Linked DNA regions of Homo sapiens: region 1 is linked to region 2. Evidence: chromatin contacts called from ENCODE Hi-C or POLR2A ChIA-PET data. All regions are on one chromosome and are shown on one strand. Each heading gives the region's core, a stretch centred on a gene start or an enhancer-like site at or near the end of the contact. The rest is flanking DNA. Distances are from core to core; before and after follow the strand shown. Region 1 holds the start of SALL4 (spalt like transcription factor 4). Region 2 overlaps ATP9A (ATPase phospholipid transporting 9A (putative)).

Region 1 (5,188 bases), core at 458-2,957, 58 kb after region 2:
GCCCCGAAAACGCCCAGCCATCCCCTCCGTCAAGCCGATCCTTTTAATTTGCCCTGGAAAAATGTTAAACGGGGAATTCTATTGACGTATTATAAACTTGGGAAATGTATTACATTCAGTCTCCGACAAAAAGGCGGGGATACGGAAGCCAAAAAGTGGCGACCGTCTTCTCGGGAAACCCCGGGTATCAGAGATGGTCTCTGAGAGTCCTCCGGGGTTGCCGCGCACACCCGTCTGCTGCAGGGAAATTAGAAAGCAGGCGGGGAGCGGAGCGACGAACAAGGCCGGAGAGGAGGCTACAAATCCCCCCTCCCCCCACGCGCACGCTAAAAACTTATCAGGCGACAATTTGGCGGGCCGGGATGGAGACGAGATAGTGGAAAACCGCCTCGCTCCTAAAACCTCCGCGGTGAAGTGATGAAGTGGGAACAGAGTTGGCCCCGCCGTTCCTGGCGCGGCTGGGGTCCCGAACTCCCCTCGATCTGGGAAACGCTGGCCGCGGAAGCGTGGGCCAGGTCAGCCGCGGGAGTTCGCTCTGGCCCCCCACCTCTCCCCTTTCACACCCAAGCGCAAATGTGGAAAGCCGAGCGCTCCAGAAAAGCCACGCAAAACGGGAGGCCGGTGCACCCCAGTGGGGCTGCCGCGCGCCCGCCACCCCGGCCACTGGGGGCTCGCACCCTCGGGCTTGCCGCGGTTATTTTTAGGAAGTCGGAAATCAAAGATGGCTGGAGGTCAGGCCCCGAAAGGTTAGGGCGAAGATCGGCAGGCGGCGCAGCCCGGGCAGAAAAGGCGAAATCCAGAAAAGAAAAAAATTTTAAAGGGAAACATTGAGCCCTCCTCCCCCACCTCTCTGGGCCCTCCAATCCCCTGCGCAGCGCGGGTGGCCCGCACCCCAGCTCCTGAGGGTGGGGAGAGGTCGCGCCCCCTCCCCCCACTTGGCCCGGGAGGGGCGCGTGCAACAGATCGTCCTCCTCCGGGGGGTCTTCCAGGGGTGCGCCCCTCCTCCAGCCTCCAAGAAAAGCCCCAAGGGGCTGGTGGAGAGGGTGGGGATCCCCCGGGGTTCTTTCTTTTGAGAGCGACGCGAGGGAGGGGGACCTAAGTTACAAGGGGGGGGGGTAACACCAGTGAGGGGAGTGGAACCAATTAAGTGAGGGGCAGAGGACAAGGAGAAGGGAACCTTTCGGGAGCGAGAACAGAGGAGCGAGTGGGGGTCAATTTTACAATTAGGGGAGAAAGCTGGGGGTGAAACTTACACAAGAGGGGAGAAGAGGAAAAAAGTGTGAAATGTGCAAAAGGCGGGGTGGTGGGGAGAGGAGGAGACCTCTCCTCCCGGGCACTGAGCCCCCAAATCTCGGCTCCTGAATTTGCGCTGGACGCCGCCCGCTCCCCGAAGCCTGCGCCCTCGAGGATCCCGCGTACGTCCGGGAAGCTCCCCTCCCCGGGCGGGCGCCCCAGCCCCACTCACCCAGCTCCCCCGCCGCGGGCGCCGCTGGGGCCGCATCTGCAAACTCCGGGGTCTGCTGCTGCGGCTGCTGCTCGCCCTGGTCCTCCTCCGAGTTGATGTGCTGGGGTTTCGCCTGCTTGCGCCTCGACATGGTGCGAGCATCGGGGCGCCGGGAGAGCCGCAGTTATTTGCCCTCTCCGCCACAAATTCCTGGAGTTGGGAAATTTACCCCCCTTCGGCCGGAACGCGCATGTCCCAGTAATTATTATTATCAATAATGCATTGCGATTTATCATGAGCCCTGACAGCTGATTGGCCTGGGTCCAAGACCTCAGAGATCATTTAAATAAGCCCTCATTGATCAGGGAGGGGTGAGGCATTCTGGGCTTTGTAGTCCGGGCCTACTTGTGACAAAGGCGTGTTCATCAGGGGAGCGCAGCTAATTAGCATCCGGGCTCAGATTGGCTGGGGCGGGGACGAAATCAGAGGGGGACCCATCCTTGCTCCAGCTATCTCAGTCCTTGGAGAGGAAAAGAAAATGGGGAGAAATGCGTACTCATTAAAAAGTAGGAGCTTACGTAGAAGTTTTGGAACGGCTTTATTTGGTAGTTACTTGCTCCAAAGATTACTTGGTAAGGTTGATGTCCACCAGCCGAGAAGGGAGATCTCTTCACAGTGGAATATTTTGGCTCAGTTTTCACATCTACACGCACACACATTCCCCCAAACCTGAGATGTGACCCGTGTCCCCTCCCATCTTTTTGATTAAAAATGTTTAAGTTGAGTCTCGAGATAACTGAAGAATGATGAATGGTGGTGTTTTCAGCCCTCCCACCCATCTCAACTCTTAAAGTGAGCTCGGAACTTCCAAAATTTCAGATACCCCACCACCACCATGACTTACCTCCTTTAAAAGCTGATTAATAGCCTCCAGGATTCCTGTTCACAAAGACTGGTTTGTGGTTACAATGCAAACCTTGATTTTTTTTTAACTTCAAAATGACTGGCTACTAAATATAGAAATGGCAAATGATAAGCAAGCATAGTCAGAGATAATATCAAAACAGCAAGCAATTGCATTTTTTTCCCCAGGAGCCATAAATGCCTGATAACATCATATTTTATTACTGAGACAATGCTCTTGCATCTCCCATGGAATGGCAATGGGGCACTGTCACAGTATCTGGTTGTTACTAATCACTATTGGAATTTTTTTGTGCAATACACACATTATTACAGAAAAGGTGTATCGTTCAAAGTGATTGTATCATTGACACATGATGCCTGGAATTTTTTAAAGTGGGGCTTGTGTGTGTGTATATGATATATTACATGTATACACATTTATACCGTAAATTCATGTATACTTAATTTGGCTAACTGCTTTACACAATGTACATGCTCAATAAATGTTAAATGAATGATGAAATCATCAACCTGCTAAGTCTTTGATTGGTCTTTCCATAACTGCTCTGGGCATGCGTCTTTGTTTGGCATTTACTTCATTGTAAGGGACTGTGCAGATATAAACCCTCCCTCCACATTTGTGCATTGCATTCTCTTGATTAGTTATTCATCACGTTCCCAGCTTGTAAACTCATCAGGAATACAAGCAAAATGGAATGCTGGGCTCATCAATGTGTTCACCTGGGTATTTGGACAACCCAAGGCAGAAAATAAATCAGCTTGATCATCTTTTTTATATTCGTGGCCATCAGTAAAAACTTGTTGAAGGAAGATTAACCTTCAATTTTTGAGTCTCTGAAAAAGTCTTGCCTTATTTTATGTATAATATTTAAAGCAAGTAAGACAGAATTATAGCCAACAGCCAGATTGAAAAGGTAAGAATTTGGTTTAATAATACATAGAAGCAGTTTAGAATTCTGATACTGAGTAAAAAGGCCAATTAGCACCTGCCTTGCTGACTAATCTACTAATATTCTCAACACCTTTTCTGTGTAAGATAGTGTGGCAGGAGATCTAACTTACAAATCTAAACGAATGTGCAGTGGGTTTATGGCTCAAAAAATACTATTGGGTTAAGGAAAATTTCATTTATATAGTTGTTTATATTTATTTTAGTAGATGATAGTTGTAACATGTTAGCCTTACTACGAGACAAAATTGTGCCGCTTGACTCTCCAAGTGATAGTAATAATAATAATTGATTGAGCCCCTTGTACATGCCACAGACTGCATTAAATGAATGCACACCGCCTTGTTTTATCTTCCCATGGAGGTTGGCCCTATTGTCCTCTCCATTTTGAAACTGAGGCTCAAAGACATGAAGTGACTTAATTAGAAACTGGCTGAGCTGGTGGTCAGTTTCTAAGCCGGTGGTCAGTTTCTAAGTCTGACTCCAAAATTCTATCACATCCTAATACCTGTCTTCCAACTATAGCTGAATATAGAGAAGATAGCTAAAGAAGAAAAATCGGAGTACAGTAAACTAAATTTAAAGTGTCCTAGAAAAATCTTGGGTCTTCAGAAATCACTCCAACAGATGAAGTCAAGAAGTTTCCCTCAAATGGAAACCTTCCACAAATGTCATATCAAGAAAAGCAGGACACAGTACATGTTTTGAATCTACCCCCAGTTTAACAGCTGCAGCCAGGAGCCAGTTGGTGGAAAATAAAGTAAGTCCTAGAGCAAAGCAGGGGATGAACGGAGGGCATAGCAACAGGCAAGTCCGTAATCAAAAGTTGTTTCAGGCTGAGCACAGTGTCTCACGCCTGTAATCCCAGCACTCTGGGAGGCCAAGACTGGCGGGTCACCAGAGGTCAGGAGTTCGAGACTAGCCTGGCCAACACGGTAAAACTCCATCTCTACTAAAAATACAAAAATTAGCTGGTTGTGGTGGCGCATGCCTGTAATCCCAGCTACTCAGGAGCCTGACGGAGGAGAATCACTTGAATCCAGGAGGCGGTGGTTGCAGTGAGCCAAGATCTAGCTACTGCACTCCAACCTGGGCGACAGAGTGAGACTCTGTCTCATGAAAAAACAACAACAAAAAAGTTATTTATTAAACCAAAGGACCTGGTTGGGACCCAAGCTTGAAAAGAAAATGTTCAGAGTAAAGGATGATATTAAACTTTTTCATGTTAACGTCCTTTGTTAGGTGACTGGGTTTATATAATCCAGTCATTGTCAATGTTTATGTAATCCAGTCATGTTCAATGTTTGTGCCAGGCAGGAATATTCAAAAAATACACTTCTTGGTATATTTTTCAGCAGTCTTATTGTTTATAAGGAGATTTGGGATGCATAATCCCATTTTATCCTCACTAATATCCTTTTTTAATTCCTTTTTTTTTTTTTTTTTTTTTTTGAGACAGACCACTCTTGTCACCCAGGCTGGAATGCAGTGGCACGATCTCTGCTCATTGCAACCTCTGCCTGGGTTCAAGCGATTCTCCTGCCTCAGCCTCCTGAGTACCTGGGACTATAAGCACATGCCACCACACTCGGCTAATTTTTGTATTTTTAGTAGAGATGGGGTTTCACCATGTTCACCAGTTGTCTCCAACTCCTGACCTCAAGTGAGGCCCACCTCAGCCTCCCAAAGTGCTGGGATTACAGACGTGAGCCACCGTGTCCGGCTTATTTCTACTTCATTTATGGAAAAACAGAAGCTCATTGCTCCCATCAGCTCCTAGCGAGTACTAACGAATGCATGCCAAATTATGGATTCAGTAACTTTGCACAGGTCTCAGTGGAAGGCAGATCTTTCCCTGAAAACCCCAC
Region 2 (4,924 bases), core at 1,412-3,911:
TAAAATGGATTCACTCCATTTACATAAATGTATTTTAAATGATAGCCTCTGGCCAGGCATGGCTCACACCTGTCATCCCAACACTTTGAGAGGCCGAGGCAGGAAAACAGCTTGAGTTCAGGAGTTGGAGACCAGCCCGAGCAACACGGTGAGACCTCATCTCTACTAAAATTCAAAAATAATTAGCCAGGCATGGTGGACATGCCTATAGTCTCAGCTACTTGGGGGGCTAAGGACGAAGGATTGCTTGAGCCCGGGAAGTCGAGGCTGCAGTGAGCCCTGATCATGCCACTGTACTGCAGTCTAGGGGACAGAGCAAAACACTGTCTCAAAAAAAAAAAAAAAAGATAACTTCATGCCATTACCATAACTAGAAACCAGTATCACTTGCCATAAACAGAAGATAAATAACAAAACCAGCACAATGAAAAGCAAAGTGTGTTACTCCACTCCAGCTGGCTGCTGCAGCTGGCAGTGCCTCTGAGCCAGAAGCCTACCCTGCTGTTGCTCCTCCTCCTTTACTTTTTTTTTTCTTTTTTTGAGACGCAGTCTTGCTGTCGCCCAGGCTGGAGTGCAGTGGCGCGATCTCAGCTCACTGCAACCTCCGCCTCCTGGGTTCAAGCAATTCTTGTGCCTCAGCCACCCAAGCAGCTGGGATTACAGGTGTGCACCACCACGCCCAGCTAACTTTTGTATTTTTAGTAGAGACGGCGTTTCACCATGTTGGCCAGGCTGGTCTCAAACACCTGACCTAAAGTGATCCAGCCGCCTCGGCCTCCCAAAGTGCTGGGATTAGAGGCATGAGCCGCCGCACCTGGCCCCTCCTTTCTTTATTGCTGAGAAGTTAGCAAGTGTTTGGTGTTAAAAAGTAGGCCCTGACAGGGCTGTAAATACTGAAGGGAAACTGAAAAATAAATAAGCGTCTTGCTAAATGTCTCAATGTGAGTCAGTTCCTGCCCATGAATTCCTTAAATTTATCACTGCAGCACCCAGAACCATTGCCTGCCCAGCATTTTGGAACTGTTGTCCCACGGTAGAAACCTTGAGCTTGGTGGCAAACTTACTACAAGTGACCAAATTCCCCCACATCTGTCCAAACAAGAGAAGTGACAGCCAGCCTCCCTACTGAGGAGTGGATTTATACATGCAGTTCTCTTCCTGGGGAAGCTGCAGCCACACCCTGCGTGTTGCATGCATGGACTTCAGCTCCCTGGTGCCCCAGGGTTCCAGAGGAGCAGTGGCCCAAAGCTGTGTTGTGGCAGCTGTCACGTTGGTGTTGTGGGTGCTGCTGTTGTTCCTTAACACCAAACTGAAACTGGACCGTCTGACACTGCCATGACAAATAAACTTCCATCCCACATTCCAGACAGGCTGGGGAGATGGGCTGCAAGACCGAAACTGATTTTTTTTTTTTTTTTTTTTTGAGACGGAGTCTCACTCTGTCACCCAGGCTGGAGTGCAGTGGCGGGATCTCGGCTCACTGCAACCTCTGCCTCCCGGATTCAAGCGATTCTACTCCCTCGACCTCCCGAGTAGCTGGGATTACAGGCGTGCACCACCACGCCAGGCTAATTTTTGTATTTTTAGTAGAGACGGGGTTTCACCATATTGGTCAGGCTGGTCTGGTCTTGAACTACTGACCTCGTGATTCGCCCGCCTCAGCCTCCCAAAGTGCTGGGATTATAGGCATGAGCCACCGTGCCCAGCCCAAATCCTTTAAGAGTAAGAAATTAGGCCGGGCACGGTCGTCACGCCTATAATCCCAGCACTTTGGGAGGCTGAGGCGGGCGGATCACGAGGTCAAGAGATCGAGACCATCCTGGCCAACATGGTGAAACCCTGTCTCTACTAAAAATACAAAAATTAGCTGGATGCAGTGGCAAACACCTGTAGTCCCAGCTACTCAGGAAGCTGAAACAGGAGAATCGCTTGAACCCTGGAGGTGGAGGTTGCAGTAAGCCGAGATTCTGGCACTGCACTCCAGCCTTGGTGACAGAGTAAGACTCCATCTCAAAAAAAAAAAAGTTATTTTTCCAGATGAAAAAGGAAAATATGAAATAACTTTCTCACCCATTGATAACAGCCATTCAACTAGGTTAAAGTGTAAGTTTATAAATAACTTCGTTTACACTGCTTCCTGCTTAGACCATTTATTTATTATTTTATTTATTTTTTGTTTGTTTGTTTTTGAGACAGGGTCTCACTCTGTCACCCAGGCTGGAATGCAGTGGCCCAATCTCGGTTCACTGTAACCTCCGCCTCCCAGGCTCAAGTGATCCTCCCATGTCAGCCTCCTGAGTAGCTGGGACTACAGGCCTGCACCACCACAGCCGGCTAATTTTTGTATTTTTAGTAGAGATGGGGTTTCACCATGTTGGCCAGGCTAGTTTCAAACGCCTGACCTCAGGTGATACACCTGCCTCAGTCTTCCAAAGTGGATTACAAGCATGAGCCACCGCGCCCAGCCTAGACCATTTATATAAAGGAAAACCAAAATTGATTTTCTTAGGATTTGACTTTAAGACAAATAAAGGTTTTAACAGCAGATAGTCTGCTAACCAGATGTGCAATGGTTTCATACAATCTGGCTGAAATGCAAAAGCAAATATTAGAGGAGCAGAGCCAAGGGAACAATGTTTCTGAAAAAGGTAACTAATGTAACAAGGAGTTGGCCTCCACAGAAACCATCATCTCTGCTGGGAGTTCCCCTATAATCAGTTAGCACTGCGCAAATATTTGCTGAATTGTCTGCATGACACACCAACCTTCCAGGAAGTTACAGGGTCCAGGAAAGAACAGTCTCAGCATTGACGCTGGGCAGATCCAAGAAGAACATGAAGAAAAATTAAAAGTAGCCAGATATGGTGGCTCATGCCTGTAATCCCAGTACTTTGGGAGGCCGAGGCGGGAGAATCACTTGAGGTCAGGAGTTCGAGACCAGCCTGGCCAACATGACGAAACCTTGTCTCTACTAAAAATATAAAAATTAGCTGGGCATGGGCCGGGTGCAGTGGCTGACTCCTGTAATCCCAGCACTTTGGGAGGCCAAGGCGGGTGGATCAAGAGGTCAGGAGATCAAGACCATTCTGGCCAACATGGTGAAACCCTGCCGTCTCTACTAAAAATACAAAATTTAGCCAGGTGTGGCTGTAGTCCCAGCTACTGGGGAGGCTGAGGCAGGAGAATTGCTTGAACCCGAGAGGCAGAGGCTGCACTGAGCCAAGATCATGCCACTGCACTCCAGCCTGGGTGACAGAGCGAGACTCCGTCTAAAAAAAAAAAAAAAAAAAATTAGCTGGGCATGGTGGCGGGTGCCTGTAGTCCCAGCTATTGGGGAGACTGAGGCAGGAGAATCGCTTGAACCCAGGAGGAAGAAGTTATAGTGAGCCAATATTCTGCCACTGCACTCCAGCCAGAGTGAGATTCTGTCTCAAAAAAAAAAAAGGAAAAAAATTAAAAGCCGTTATGAATTAGTCAACAGCAGTGGTTCTCAATAGCAGGGCGGGGGGATTTTGCCCCCTGCAGACATTTGGCAATGTCTAGGGATGTGTTTGATTGTCACTACTACAGGGAAGTAGGGCACTACTGGCACGTAGTGGGTAGAAGCCAGGGATACTGCTAAACATCCTACAATGCCCAGGAGACCCCCCACCAGAGAGTGTAATCTGGCCCCAAATGTCAATAGTCCTGCGGTGGAGAGCCCTGCTCTGGAGCAGCTCTGCCCACTAGGCTTCTGTGATGATGGAATCATTCTATACTGCACCATCATCCAGCACAGTAGCCAGCAGCCACATGTGGCTGCTGAGTACCCAAAATGTGACATTTAAAGTTTATTTCAATACCCAAAGGAATATACATCATTCTACCATAAAGACACACGCACACAAATGTTCACTACAGCACTATTCACAAAGCAAAGACATGGAATCAACCTAAATGCCCATCAAAGACAGACTGGATAAAGAAAATGTAGTACATATGCACATGGAATACTACGCAGCCATAAAAAAGAACAAGATTGTGTCTTTTGCAGGACATGGATTGAGCTGGAGGCTATTATCCTCAGCACATTAACACAGGAAAAGAAAGCCAAATACCACGTGTTCTCACTTATAAGTAGGAGCTAAGTGATAAGAACTTACAGGCACAAAGAAGGGAAGAAGAGACACTGGGGGTCTATCTGCAGGTAGAGGGTGGGAGGAGGGAGAAGAGCAGAAAAGATAACTGTTGGGCACTGGGCTTAATACCTGGGTACAGCAAACCCCGGTGACATGAGTTTACTGATGTAACCTCAGGTACGTAGCCCTGAACCTAAAATAAAAGTTTTTAAAATTTTTTATTTCATTCACTTAACTGATTGAAATAGCCACGTGGTACCATTATGGACAGCAGTTGTTAAGAGGGCAGTTAGGAGTGGAAGGAGGCTGGGCACGGTGGCTCACGCCTGTAATCCCAGAACTTTGGGAAGCCGAGGCAGGCGGATCACCTGAGGTCAGGAGTTCAGGACCAGCCTGGCCAACATAGCTAAACGCTGTCTCTACTACAAACACAAAAATCAGTCAGGGCTGGGCACGGTGGCTCACGCCTGTAATCCCAACATTTTGGGAGGCCAAGACAGGCAGATCACGAGGTCAGGAGATTGAAACCATCCTAGCTAACACAGTGAAACCTCGTCTCTACTAAAAATACAAAAAATGGGCCGGACATGGTGGGGGACACCTGTAGTCCCAGCTACTCAGGAGGCTGAGGAAGGAGAATTGCTTGAACCCAGAAGGTGGAGGTTGCAGCGAGCCAACATCACGCCACTGCACTCCAGCCTGGGCAACAGAGCGAGACTCCATCTCAAAAAACAAAAACAAAAATCAATCAGGTGTGGTGGCGCACGCCCGTAATCCCAGCTACTCCAGAGGCTGAGGCAGGAGAA

The links. Hi-C counts contacts between places; a loop is a spot of excess contacts on that map. ChIA-PET counts read pairs that join two places held with the same protein, here RNA polymerase II (POLR2A). Pooled maps may share reads with other maps.
Region 1: a map of Caco-2 shows a loop between it and region 2 (5-fold over the local background). The contact joins the promoter of SALL4 here to the enhancer-like site in region 2. A Hi-C loop is called at or near these places in 3 of 168 maps with a recorded cell type or tissue (Caco-2, PC-3 and endothelial cell of hepatic sinusoid) and 1 of 50 pooled maps. POLR2A ChIA-PET finds 5 or more read pairs at or near these places in 1 of 52 experiments (K562).

Annotation. Positions count from the first base shown.
Region 1 is chr20:51,800,814-51,806,001 of GRCh38, forward strand. It overlaps SALL4 (spalt like transcription factor 4), which reads right to left and starts at 1,708. Exons shown (of 4, transcript NM_020436.5): 1 at 1,466-1,708. The coding sequence starts at 1,595. RefSeq lists enhancers at 127-769, 1,413-2,054.
Region 2 is chr20:51,741,995-51,746,918 of GRCh38, forward strand. The region is part of intron 1 of ATP9A (ATPase phospholipid transporting 9A (putative)); the gene reads right to left. Among named protein-coding and RNA genes, the nearest start is that of ATP9A, 24 kb to the right of the region's middle. RefSeq lists a silencer at 996-1,290. Within about 2 kb of position 2,662, at least 12 of the 41 ENCODE cell types and tissues checked have a DNase peak (open chromatin) inside an H3K27ac peak, as active enhancers do; they include PC-3, where a contact is called at or near this core.